Linked DNA regions of Mus musculus: region 1 is linked to region 2. A link is a contact called in ENCODE Hi-C or POLR2A ChIA-PET data. All regions are on one chromosome and are shown on one strand. Each heading gives the region's core, a stretch centred on a gene start or an enhancer-like site at or near the end of the contact. The rest is flanking DNA. Distances are from core to core; before and after follow the strand shown. Region 1 overlaps Gm30984 (a long non-coding RNA gene). Region 2 has its middle 4.5 kb from the start of Gm30938.

Region 1 (3,926 bases), core at 811-3,310, 41 kb after region 2:
AAATTCCAGACACCAGAATCCAAGAGGCGTGATGCCGGTGGAAAACCATGATGGAGCCGAGATGAGAGTGTCAGCAGCAGGTCTGGGGTGCAGGCTCCCTCAGTGGCCAGGATGGAGGGCTGCTGCCTTCCCAGTCTGCCCACGGGAATCTGCTGTTGAATCCCAAGTGTGTGGAGACTTTGGTAGCTTAACAGAAGACTGGAAGCCAGTGTGCCTGGCCCGTACAGGGGAGGGCATGTGGTATTAATCCATTGAATAGCAGCTGGGCTACATTAAATATTAATCGAGATAATATTTGAATAAAAAGAAAGGCAGTCTAAGGAAGATGCACTCTGAAGGCAGGTGGTGGGGAAATGACAAACAGGGCAGGGAAAGGTTCTGAGTGTGGCCAGATGGCCACAGGTGAGCCCCAGGTACAAGATTTGGGCTGTCTGGTTAGTTTAAGTACAGTGAAAAGGGGAGCTGAATTTTGAACAGTCTCCCCTTTCTGAAGGCTTCTGTAAGCCTCCATGTTCCTACTTCTAAAATGGACACAGGGGGCAGTGGTGGCGCACGCCTTTAATCCCAGCACTCGGGAGGCAGAGGCAGGCGGATTTCTGAGTTCAAGGCCAGCCTGGTCTACAGTGTGAGTTCCAGGACAGCCAGGGCTACACAGAGAAACCCTGTCTCGAAAAACCAAAAAAATCAATCAATCAATCAATCAATCAATCAATCAATAAAATGGACACAGGAAGCAATTCTGTCTCCATTTGTGGGCTGCTTGCTGTAAAGAACAAATGAAATCAGATTAGGAATGCTTGAAAACGTTTCTCTCAGGCAGGGGTCATGACTAACTATGCTCTCTGAGGGAGTTGAGTGTGTAGCACAGCCCTGGCACAAATCAAAGGGAGATGGGCATCGGTACCCACCTCACCTGAACGCTTCCAGATTGATAGATCCTGACTGAATGAAACCTACCAGCCTGACAGCTTTGTTTCCAGTTGGTACACTCACACTCAGAACTGTAGTTTGGGCAGATAATGACTATAGTATCATCCTTGAGAGACATATATTCTAAGGACAGCTCAAGAACTTCACTGTCGGGGCTGGAGAGATGGCTCAGAGGTTAAGAGCAATGTCTGCTCTTCCAGAGGTCCTGGGTTCAATTCCCAGCAACCACATGGTGGCTCACAACCATCTGCAGTGGGGATCCGATGCCCTCTTCCAGCCTGCAGACATACATGCAGGCAGAAAATGGTATGATGTATATATATTTTATAAATATTTTTTTTTAAAAAGAGCTTCAATGGGCATACTTATAACTCCAGCACACAGGAGGTAGGATCAGGACAGCTGAGGTATTAAGGCCAGCTTGAACAATACAGTAAAACCCTGCAGGAAAAACAAACAAACAAACAGAAAGTAAATAAATATATTTTTTAAAGAATTAAAAACGTTTTAAAAAAATATAAAATAAAAACAAGCAGAGATTGTGCGGTGGCACAAGGCTGTCTGTGATTCCAGTATTTGGAAGGCAGAAGGAGGAGGAGCAATAGTCGAAGGTCACCCTCACCTACATAATGACATGGGGCCAGCCTGGGTTGCATGGGTCCAGGGACCTCCAGCTTAGGTGTTCCTCAGTGAGATGGGGATTTCTGTCTCAAAAGTACAAGAACCAACCAACCAAAAAAGAACTGTCCTGGGCTGGAGACAGTCAGGTGACGTTTAGTCAGGTAAAGTGCTTGTCCAGAGAGCATGAGGTCCTGGGTTCAATCCCCCATGCTAGGTAAATGGTGGGGCCTGCAATCCCAGCACTCAGGAGGTAGAGACAGGAGGGTAAAACTGTAGTACATACGCATCCTGGGTTTAGAAAACAAACAACAAAATGCCTACGGAACAGCCTGGAGAGATGGCTCAGCAGCTAACGGCACTCGGCGCTCTTGCAGAAGAATTGAGTTCAGTTCCTAGCACCCACATGGGGGAACTCACAGATTCTCCAACCCAGATCCAGGAGCTATGATACCCGCTGTCTCTGCTGGCACTTGCACTTAGAGGCAGCAGTCACCAGAACAGCCATTTGATTACTGGAGCCGTGGCCTTGGCAAAGGCTGCAGCGGAAGCCAGTTCACCACAGGGCTGGCCCTGCTGCAGACTTGGACTTACGTCCTCGCCAACCTTCTCCATATCTGTTAAGTATGAGCTTAATTGCTGATCCTGTAGTGTTAGAAGAGACTGCTGGGTCATGTCACCAAGGCCCTGGCACTTGAAGTACCCAAATGCCACCCAGGTAGAGCAATGGAATGTCCTGGGGAGCCTAGAGCTCCTTTGGGGAAGTCCCATAGGCTCACCCTCTTTCAAGGTGAACAGGTTTGGTTCCAAAGGTCCATCTGACCCAAGATCTGTGCATGTGAAGGCAGAGGCAAAGTGAGTCCGTTTGAGACCTCCAGGATTTGAATATGTGGTATAGCCTTGGGAGCTGAAGGTGAGGGTGCTAGTAATGACTATGATGACCGTGTGATCGCCAGGGAGGTAGCAACCTGCACGGAATGAAGCCAACTACGTTGAGTCAGATATCCACAGGTCTCTCAGCAGAAGCAGAACATAAAGTCATAAAGCAGCAGCTCCTACCCTTAGCTCCACAGCCCTTAGAATACATTAAAACCTCAGGAGAGGGGGAGGAGGAGGGGGACCAGGGGGAGCAGGGGGAGGAGGAGAAGGAGAGAAGAAGAAGGAGGAGGAGGAGGAGGAGTAAGAGGAGGAGGAGAGAAGTAGAAGAAAGAGGAGGAAGAGGGGGAGGAGGAGGAAGGAGAAAAGGAGGAAGAGGAGGAGGAGGAGGAGAAGAGGAGGAGGAGGAAGAGGAAGAGGGAGAACAGAAGGAGGAGGAGAAGGAGAAGTAGAAGAAGGGCTGGGCAGTGGTGGTGCACACCTTTAATCCCAGCACTTGGGAGGCAGAGGCAGGCGGATTTCTGAGTTCGAGGCCAGCCTAGTCTACAAAGTGAGTTCCAGGACAGCCAGGACTATACAGAGAAACCCTGTCTCGGAAAAACAAAACAAAACAACAACAACAAAGAAGAAGTAGAAGGAGGAGGCGGGAGAGGAGAAGGAGGAGGAGGGAGAGGAGAAGGAGGAGGAGGGAGAGGAGAAGGAGGAGGAGGGGGAGGAGGAGGAGGAGGGAGAGGAGAAGGAGGAGGCAGAAGAGGAGAAGGAGGAGGAGGGAGAGGAGGAGGAGGGAGAGGAGAAGGAGGAGGAGGAGGGAGAGGAGGAGGAGGAAGGGAAGCTATCTTTAAACTAATCAGTGGGTGGGTAGGGGTCTCCTCAGCAACACAACTCAGCTCATTCATCCTGTAGCTGCTCCCTCCTGAAGGGCATGTGGGCATCTGGGACTGGGGATCATCAGCTTGGGTGTTCCCCAATGCACTGCAGGTATTCCTGTCTCAAATAAAATTAGCTTCCCACAGAATCAGGTCACGGTTCTACCAAGGGTCTGCCAGGACGTTAGGATGAACTGGTGAAGCATGTGGCTGAAACTGGTGGAGTCTGAATGCTGCGAAGACCCCAGTCCCTGAGCAAGTGTCTCGTCCTCTCTGGGCCTCCAGCATCTGGTCTAAGAGACGATCCAGAGTAGCCCATCTCTCCAGCTACCTGTACTTTTACTGTTGATCCTAAGACTTCTCAAGACACATTCTTCTACCCTTAGGCATGGTGGCAAACTCCTGAAATCCCAACACTCCGAAGGGAGGATTGATAGTTCAAAACCAGCTTGTGGTGCATAGCAAGACCTTGTCCTAAAAAAATAAACTGCACAGTAGCATGTGCCTCGAACCCTATCCCTGGTGAGGCAGAGGCAGGGGGGCCTCTGTGAGCTCCATGCCAGTCTGGTCTACATGGACAGCCACAACTACGTAGTAGAACCCTGTCTGAAAAATAAAATCAAGACAAAATGAAGG
Region 2 (3,819 bases), core at 342-2,841:
GGATTGTAGGTGCACAGTACCATGCCTGACTACTCACCTCCCCAGCTCCGGGATTGTAGGTGCACAGTACCATGCCTGACTACTCACCTCCCCAGCTCCGGGATTGTAGGTGCACAGTACCTTGCCTGACTACTCAGCTCCCCAGCTCCGGGATTGTAGGTGCACAGTACCATGCCTGACTACTCACCTCCCCAGCTCCGGGATTGTAGGTGCACAGTACCATGCCTGACTACTCACCTCCCCAGCTCCGGGATTGTAGGTACACAGTACCATGCCTGACCTTTACATGGGAATTGGGAACTTTACCGTCTAACCCAGTGGTTCTCAAACTGGGTTGCAACCCCTTTAGGAGTTGCATATATCAGATGTCTACATTACAATTCATATTAGTTGAGGATGTATCCTGTCCAAGGCTATCCTGGCCTCCATAGCAAGACTTTAAAAACCATGTTTATTTTGAAAAACAATTCTTTAACACGAGCAGCCTTTCCGTCAGATTTCTCCCTCATTACCTCCCAGAGAAATGGAGGCTTTCTCCCAGCTGCTACTTACAGCATCTTATTGTCGGGGAAGTGACAGCCTGTGAAGAGAAGAACGTCCCCGGAGCCCGAGAACGTCAGAGGCAAGCTCCAGCATAAGCCTCTTTGATTTATTCCTGTTCCCAAGAGGGAGCTGGGAAAGAGATGACACTCGGTCTATTTTCTTCTAGAACACGACCCACGGCCGAGTGTCTGGTGAGTTACGACGGCGCTCGTCCACGCCCCACCCACCCCTTCCTCACCCATCCAGCCTGGCACTCTGTCATTTGATGCAGCCCCCATGCATTTCCTGGAAAAGGTGTTTGGCTTCCTCTGACAATGGTAGGAAACTTGGTTAGAAGTTAGTGTTAACGAGGTCACCTTGAATTAGCCAGACAAGACAATCTCAGAACAACTTCCTGACTCCGGGACTGTCTAACTCCTGATTGAGTCTGTAGGCCTACAAAGGCAAAAGCCGACTTATGACTGATGGCTCGGCTAGAAAAATAGCCCAGATTCTATTGCCTAAGCTAGGAGTGATAGTCTCTTTATCCACTCTGACAGGTACAAAGGACAGCAACACACCCAGACAACTCAGGGACTGCTTGCCCACTTCTAGACAGGAGAGGAGTCTAAATGGCATGAGGAAGTCACTCTGAGGCTCCTTCTAGGCTGTCTCCATTATCCACAATGATTAAATAGAGCTGGCCCTGCTCAGTTCTTAAATCACACAGGATACCTGGACTTTGTTGCGCTACCCCTGAGTAGCCATGCTACAAAAGCTTTTCTCTCCATGTGGAAGAATATTGGTCCACAAGGCTGGGTGTGGTTTTGTTCAGCTTTCTCATGCACCAATATTATTTTTTCTGTCGAATCTCATGCCTGGAGCTAACGAAATTCAAAACTGGGCTCCCAATGCGTTAAGGGCTGGCTCTGTGGTCTCCAGGATCAGAGTTTCCTGAGTGAGACGCTGGGGAAGCCTGCCCTGGAAGGGTTGAGCGGACCATATGCAGCTCTCTCCCTCCAGGCCTCTGATCGCATCAGACTGCCAGCTGCAGATGGGCTCAGGTGCTGGGCACAGAGCCCAGGCTGGAGCAAGGCTAAATGCAGCCTAAGGGATAGACAGGGCTTTCAGTAGAATCTGAATGCAAGCCGGGCGTGCTAATGCGCCTCTGTTATCCCACCCCTCAGGACATTGGAGCAAGAGGATAGAGAGTTCAAGGCCAGCCTGGACTACATAGAGACTTCTAGGCCAGTATGAGCTACAGAGGGAGACCCTGGCCTCAAGCCCAAAACAAACTAACAAATTCTGGGACTTTGTCTGCCAGTAGGGAGGGGAAGCTAGGTCTGTAGAGAGAGAGGAAGGGAATCTATCTAGGAAAACAATATACGGAAATCAGAAGGTTGGAGCTAAAAGTAAACTCAGAAAGCAAGCAAAAAAAAATCCCAGCCAATAGATATTTGCTCAAAGTATCAAGACAGGTCAGTCGAAAGGGGTGGATCCTGTCAACAAATGGCAAAGAAGTGTTTGACTATGTGCAACATGAACCTCAACCACTGCTCATCCTAAACAGAAGGATTCATTAGAATTGATCTGTAAATGTTGAAACTATGAAAACAACATAAGATAAAATATTAGCCTCCTTGAATTTGGGGGAAAACTCTTAGTGTAATGATGATACCATACTTAATGCCACTGAACTACACACTTAAAAATGTTTAAAATAGTCTGGGAGGTGGTGGTGCATGTCTTTAACTGTAGCACTTCAGAGGCAGAGGCAGGGGGGATCTCTGAGTTCGAGGCCAGGCTAGTCTACAGAGTGAGTTCCAGGACAGCCAGGTCTACATAGAGAGACTCTGTCTCAAAAACCCAAAACAACAACAACAAAATATTAAAATAGTGGAATTTATGATACCTATATTTTACATACACACACACACAGACACGCACATGTCTATTCCAGAATATCTTTTGTTCTGTTATTTGCCAAGAAAAAAAGCATGACTGTGGACACCCCCACCCCCTCAGCATATTAGACTTCACCCAAACTGTAAGTCTTTCAGGTACAGTGGTTCATGTTTGTAATTTCAGCATCAGGAGAAAAGGGCAGAAGGTTCTTTGCAACTCTGAAGCCAGTCTGGTATGTGTAGAAAGTTCTGTGCCAGTCAGGGACAGGCAGAGACCCCACCTCAATTTAAAAGAAAAGAAAAAAAGGGAAACCTTGGTTCATCAAAAGACTCAAAAGTGAAAGAGATGAGAAAACTTAGAAAACTGACAAAAAACTTAGAATATATAAAGAGTTCTTACAACTCAACAATAAGAAAAGTAACCCAATTTTGATCTAGTGGGACGGCTCAGAGGGTAAAGCATTTCCTATGTAAGCTTTACAATCCGAGCTGGATGCACGGAGCCCACGGGGTCTCACATGGAAAAGAGAACTACTCTAGGAGCTGTCCTTTGACCATTACGTTACCCCCACACTGTGGCATTGGTGGCACACACATGACATACACATGTGCACACACACCTGAGCACACACCCCGACAAGAATGAGTATGATAAACAAAACTAAAAATAAAAGAAAAATACCTCAGTTTTTAAAAATTGAGCCAAAGTTTTTGGCAAATATCTCCTGTAGGGTTCAAAGACAGCAAATAGACACGCAAAAGGACCTTTGCATAGCTAGTCATTAGATACAAAAAATGCAAATTAAAAGCTAATGAGAAGCTACTGTGAACCTACCAAAATGGCTAAAATTAAATTCTATATCAAAGATTTGGGGAGTGACTGAACATCTTGTATGCTATAGCTGGAGACGTAGAAAGGTCCAACCACTTTGCTAAATAGTCTGGCCATTTCTCATAAAGTTGAACACATTTGAGCTACATGACCCAGATTTTCTCTCTTCCTAAGAAAGGGAGAACATGTCTGTGTGGAAGACTCATACTTGGAGGCTCATAGTGAGCTTATTTGTAACGGTCAAATATTGTAAGCAATACAAATGTTAACGGAGAGACACGTTTTTAGTATTTGGAATGAGCTATTATTACATGTCGCTGCAACAGGGGCAAACTTCAAAATAATTGTGCTGACTTAAAGAAAAAAAGGAAAAGAATACATGCTGTCTACTTCCATATATAAAACTCTAAAATGCAAATGAACCTGTAATGTCAGAAAGCAGACAATTGCTTGTCTAGGAACAGAATGAGGCGGACAGTGCAGGGTGGGTGACCAAGGACACAGGAAGCTTCGGGGGTGATGGACACATTCATTATCTTGATTGCAGAAATGGTTTCATGG

The links. Hi-C counts contacts between places; a loop is a spot of excess contacts on that map. ChIA-PET counts read pairs that join two places held with the same protein, here RNA polymerase II (POLR2A).
Region 1: a loop to region 2 is called in a map of left cerebral cortex, with 2.3 times the contacts of the local background. The contact joins two enhancer-like sites. A Hi-C loop is called at or near these places in 6 of 37 maps with a recorded cell type or tissue (gastrocnemius, heart and left cerebral cortex). POLR2A ChIA-PET finds 5 or more read pairs at or near these places in 4 of 5 experiments (Patski and embryonic stem cell).

What each region holds. Positions count from the first base shown.
Region 1 is chr17:87,517,587-87,521,512 of GRCm38, forward strand. The region is part of intron 1 of Gm30984 (a long non-coding RNA gene); the gene reads right to left. Among named protein-coding and RNA genes, the nearest start is that of Gm30984, 12 kb to the right of the region's middle. Within about 2 kb of position 2,061, at least 1 of the 3 ENCODE cell types and tissues checked has a DNase peak (open chromatin) inside an H3K27ac peak, as active enhancers do; it is gastrocnemius, where a contact is called at or near this core.
Region 2 is chr17:87,477,181-87,480,999 of GRCm38, forward strand. No RefSeq gene overlaps it. Among named protein-coding and RNA genes, the nearest start is that of Gm30938, 4.5 kb to the left of the region's middle. Within about 2 kb of position 1,592, at least 1 of the 3 ENCODE cell types and tissues checked has a DNase peak (open chromatin) inside an H3K27ac peak, as active enhancers do; it is gastrocnemius, where a contact is called at or near this core.